Linked DNA regions of Mus musculus: region 1 is linked to region 2. Evidence: chromatin contacts called from ENCODE Hi-C or POLR2A ChIA-PET data. All regions are on one chromosome and are shown on one strand. The core of a region is the stretch at or near the end of the contact, and the rest is flanking DNA. Distances in the headings are between cores, read along the strand shown. Region 1 holds the start of Ndufb4 (NADH:ubiquinone oxidoreductase subunit B4). Region 2 holds the start of Polq (polymerase (DNA directed), theta).

Region 1 (2,700 bases), core at 164-2,663, 640 kb after region 2:
AGCCTGTTCTACATACTGATTTCCAGGACAGCCAGGGCTGCTGTATATTCAGACCCTGTCTGAAAAAAAAAAAAAAATAGTAACAATCCCATGCTATCTAGCTTATAGTATAGAACAGGTGTATCTCTTTCACCATGTAAACAAAGGTCTGCTTGAGGATACTCTATCTGTGCAGAAGGTAATATAAGTCACACAGACTAGGGTGTGTGACCTGTTTCTGGGTGTCACTGTCCATACAGTCTCATCTAGAAAGCCAAGAGACTAACACAGTAACCTCTGTGAATGACTGCGACATTTAATTTTTTTAAATGTCTTTCAGACCAGGCATGGGTTTCAAGTGGCAGTAACCCCAGTATGTGAGGCTGTGGCTGGAGGACCTGGCATTCTGAGCCACCTGGAGACTAGCATTGAACCTGACCACTTTGTGTAACTTTCCCTTGGTTGTTCTAACTTTCAAAAATGATAGAGAATATGTATGCAATTGTTGGAAAATCTTTATTTAAAAAAAAATCCCATTTGAGATATTTAGACAGCTTTTACAGAAGAAACTGTCTAAAAGCACACTTGCCAAAATATTTTTTTAGTGATGTATGTTACATACATAGTAATGCTACGTACTTTCTTGTTTGATTTCACAAATCTGACGGATGCACACCATTTTCCACGAGAACACAAAAAAGCTATGGTTTGAGAGGGATTACGTAAATTGCCCAGGGATCATAGTTGGTTATTATATGGGGCCATGAGGTCTGCTTCCAAAGCCGAATGCATCAAAGCCTCAGCTTCTATAACACACTTCATTTGAACAACCCCTATTCTCAAGAGAAAGAAAGAAGTGTCCTTGAGAGTTAGGAGCTGAATGGCACAAAACAGCTTTTTATGCAGTACACTTGGGAGAACCGGGCTTGAGCACGCCCTTTTCGAGGAAGATACTGTGCTAGATTAGTCAGTCATGTGTTAATCTGCCTCAAAAGATATGAAGGACCATATTATGGCCATGTTTCAGACAAGAAAGCCGAGACTATGCAGAGTGGAACAAGTTTCTCTAAACCAAGGGGGAAGCCGTCCGATCCCTTTGACCACTGAGCCGAAGGCCGAAGTTGAAGGGCCAAGGGCTGTGCGGCTCGGGGCCGGTGTCCAGCACACGGAGGGAGCTGGGCGGCCCCGCGTGTGCCCACGCGAGATGCGGCTGCCCCGGCCCACAGTCCCGCCCGGCCCCACTCACGATGTGCGACACGCGTTTGGGGTCGTTGTACTGAAGCAGATACTCCCGTTTAAGCCGGGCCCTTATGCTCAAGCGCTCGACCTGCGCCCTTCTGGTCTCCGGAGACACGTCATACTCGGCAGGGTCGAGGGTACTGGGGAGAGTGGCCAGGGGCGCAGGCTTATACTTGGAACCCGACATCTTGACTCCCGGCGCACATCTGCGCCTGCGCGGATATGAGGGCTGCCCTCTCGAGTCTGACCTTCAGGCTCAGGAAGTGCGCCTGCGCGCGCACAAGGCGCTCTGGCAGGAAGGGGCGGGAGAGGGGTGGGGTTCGAGGCTGGGTGGAGCCTTTGCCAATCCTCCTTCACGCCCTCGTCCCGCGTATTCTGCGCGTGCGCACTGCTTCTCGTTTTGCCTCCTCTTGTCTGGTGGTAAACTCCTTTTCTCTCTGTGCTACTACTTGTTTGCAGAACTGATTTCCTGAAGTTGAGTAGACTAGAGGAGACTGGGAAACTGGGTTGTCTGTGACTCCTGAAGTCCTACAGTCCAGGGTGGGTTCTTCCAACCTGGGTGACCTTGTCATTAGTCAAGGTCATTAGTGTCTCCCAAATTTCCTTTTTCTTACCCTGGAGAAATGACCTTGACTCTGCACTCCTAGCAAGGTTGTTGGAATTAAATGAGACATTGAAAACAATGAAATTGCTTTTCAAACATTTCCCTAGCTACGCCCCACCCCAAACAAAAAAGAGAATAAGCTTTCTAAAGGTTACCACTTTAGGACCAATCCACTGTTAACCCCAAAGATGGGAGGAGAAAGACCACCGACTCAGATCATCTCGTCCAGATTAATTAAAGTCAGGTTTTTATTCCTGTACACGAGCTGCCTCCCCCTGCCTCCTCCTAAGGCAAGGTTCATTGGATGTGAGGAAGGCTTTTATAGCTCAGAGGTAGAGGAGTTCTAAATGGGGGATTTGTGGCAAAATAGGAGTTACAGGAGCAGAATATAGGCATAATAAGTTAGTCTCCTGAAACAAAGACACAAAGGCAGTCATAACAGCAGGTAGTCATACAAGGTACCCATACAAACCTTTTGCAAGATAAACATTAACTTTTTGAAACAAAAATGTGAGTGCTATTCCTGGAACAGGCAGTACAGAACCATTTGTAGTTAAGGTTACAGGTGGGGCATAGCCCAATCTTTGATTAATTAACAGCTTTAATTCATCAAGTTAATTTGTTTAACTTAGTTTGTCTTTACTATCAGATGGCTTTTAAACCTAAGATGGAGGCAGACTGGTTCTTCACCACCTAAGTATAAGCTTATCTTTTGAAGACATAAAATACTGTTTAAAAGGAGAGTGGGGTTACAGAGCAAGTTTTACCTGGCTGTAGTAGATCAGAAAATAATAAAGAATGAAACTCCTGAGTAAATACCTTAGTGAAAATGCAAACAAAACAAAACAAAAACACCTCTCTTAAATCCTCAGCACTCC
Region 2 (2,700 bases), core at 117-2,616:
AGTATCTTTCAGAGCAGGAAGCGTTCCACCCTGCATCACTGACACTGAGACTAGTGTACTGTTGATGCCCAATAATTTCCTAGTGAATAAATGCATAAAGGAAGGAAGCGTTTCTTTCATGGAGTAATGCCTCCCTCTGGTGGGATTTTAGAATATTGTTTAACCACTTCCTAAATTCACTCCCCACATCCTTCCCCCAAACCAATGGCCATAATTTCTTCAGGATAGGCTTGTCACCCACTTGTTGGCTTGGTGAGATGAACTGTGGAACTAGGCAAGTACCAGGCACCGATTTACGTCCAGAAGTTGGTCAAAGCACATCTATAACTAACTTCCTTGTTCAGAATGACCCCTCATGTGCTTTCAGAGCCTCCTCTTTCAACACCAAAGGGATCTATCCAGAATCTCCAGTTCTGATCATACAATCCTCAGGATATAACCGCAGAAATAATCCCTTCCCTATCAACTGCCAACACAGAAGTGCAGTTCTCAACTCAGAGGGAATAAGAAAATTTATTCTGGAACAAATATGAGTTACTATGGCCCCAGGGACAAATTTAAATTGTTCTATATACTGTTTTGTGGTAGCAGTTTTACAGAGTTTTTATATTTCCGAGCAAAGAGAGCTATAACTGAAGACGTTTAAAGATACATTGATGTTAATGGAAACTTCAGGTAGGTTAGATCCAGCAAATCAAGAGAAACTTCTGCTGTAAGGCTCAGATGCATATAACATGCTTAGCTTTTGGGTTGGTGGAAGCTACATTCCCAAATTCGTACATTCCCAAACGACTTACTTAATAGTCACAAGAACATGACAGAGTTGTGTGACCAAACAAGTGGCTATTTAAGGGGCCGAGATAACCCAAAATAATTGACACTGAACCAGTCTACAGCCTGGAATGTTTAACCCGGGCGTGTCCTCTACTCCACCCCCATCTGTTATTTTAATTCACGTATTTGACAAGAGGAAAACCGCACAAATTACGCTCTACCAAAAAACCCTACTTTTTTTTTTTTTTTTACACAATCTGAAGAAACAAAAAAGAAACAAACACAATACAATAGTAAAGAAGAGATACTTTCCTAATCTATTCACATAAGGGCAACTCATTAGCTTCCGATTCAAACCAGAAATAAGTAAAAACAGGAGGAATGTTTTTAGAACAATCTACGAATGCAGTCAGATGCTCCGTTCCTTTTAATGTCTCCAGCACTCTATCCCCTTTTCTATCCCCAGCCGCCAGCGGAGGCCGGAAGCCAGATATCAGCGCGGGCTGTTCCGTCCCTCACCACTCTATGGTAGTCGGGTTATTCTAGCCAGGAGAACTCTGTGGTTCCGGGGCGTGCTGGGAGGCCTGCATTTGAAGATGGAGGCGGGAAGATGGAGGCGGTAGCTGTCACTAGGTTGGGGTTCTCCCGCGCGGGAGGCCTATGGGACTGTGTCGTGTCCTGAACAGTCGAGAGGAGCTTGTTTGCAATGAGTCTTCCGCGCCGGAGTAGGAAACGGCGGCGTTCATCGTCCGGCTCCGACACGTTCTCGGGAGATGGTGATAGCTTTGTTAGCCCTCAGCTCCGGTGTGGACCGGTGCTGAGTCCACCTCCGGGGCTGGGACGCGGCCGGAGGCTCACAGGGACAGGTACTCGACCCGCGGGGCCGACGCGGCCGAGGGCAGCAGGGGTTGAGATGGGCTGCGAGAGTATCAGGGCCATGCACTCCCGCACCGGAGCTGGATAGCTGGAGGCAGGGCTGCTATCCAGTACCCGGCCTGGGACTCAACCCTGGGGATGGCTTCCCTCTTGGCCAGCATGCACAGCTGATGGTGTTTTAGTCCACCACTGCCCCAGTAGATATGGGCGTTCTTTGGTTTTTGGGTCTTTACACCTTCCCAGAAACAACTTCCAAGTTGGCCAGATCCTGTCACCATGTCGAGGGTTTGCTTAGGATAAATGTCCAGTGGTACAACTTCATATATATAAGTACCAAATTTCTGGGTGTGGTGTAGGATGCAGGCTCTTTGGACTGCAAAGAGCAAAGCTGGAAGGCACATGTTGTCTTAGAACCTTAACCCAGTTCTTGTTTGCTTTTTTGAGATAAGGGCTTGCTCTAGGTCAGGCTGGGTGCTGTCTCGATCTCGGACCAAGGGTGTTTATCCGTAAATGTTGGGATTATAGGCCTACACCAGTGCATTTCATAATTCTTTGCCCTTGGTTATGCAGATACCTCAGTACTAAATCGTAAAGAGAAACTCATCTAACAGCTTTGTAATGCTTAATCACCCTTCTACCTCCACATCTGTACAAACTTTTTATTCAGTGTGTATAGCACACTTTTTGGTTTTTTCGAGACAGGGTTTCTCAGTATAGCCTGGCTGTCCTGGAACTCAACTTTGTAGACCAGGCTGGCCTTGAACTCAGAAATCCATCTGCCTCTGCCTCCCAAGTGCTAGGATTAAAGGCTTGTGCCACCACCGCCCAGCTATAGCACACTTTTGTTTGTGGCTCTTAAGAGTTTTCAAATTTTCATCTAGTAAATAAAAAATTGCTAGCATTTTTCTGTATAGGATCAGTTTCTTAATAGGTCTCTAGAAGTGAAGATGTGTTTTAAGTTTGGTAGGAATTCAAACAGGTTTAACTACTAAACTTGTATGTTGGAGGTAATTAAATTGTTTTTGTTTTTCTGAAAGGAACAAACAAGCG

The links. Hi-C counts contacts between places; a loop is a spot of excess contacts on that map. ChIA-PET counts read pairs that join two places held with the same protein, here RNA polymerase II (POLR2A).
Region 1: a map of v-Abl transformed pro-B cells shows a loop between it and region 2 (3-fold over the local background). The contact joins the promoter of Ndufb4 here to the promoter of Polq in region 2. A Hi-C loop is called at or near these places in 1 of 37 maps with a recorded cell type or tissue (v-Abl transformed pro-B cells). POLR2A ChIA-PET finds 5 or more read pairs at or near these places in 1 of 5 experiments (Patski).

What each region holds. Positions count from the first base shown.
Region 1 is chr16:37,652,955-37,655,654 of GRCm38, forward strand. Ndufb4 (NADH:ubiquinone oxidoreductase subunit B4) reads right to left here and starts at 1,414. Exons shown (of 3, transcript NM_026610.1): 1 at 1,226-1,414. The coding sequence starts at 1,405.
Region 2 is chr16:37,010,420-37,013,119 of GRCm38, forward strand. It overlaps Polq (polymerase (DNA directed), theta), which reads left to right and starts at 1,367. Exons shown (of 30, transcript NM_029977.2): 1 at 1,367-1,640; 2 at 2,688-2,700. The coding sequence starts at 1,481.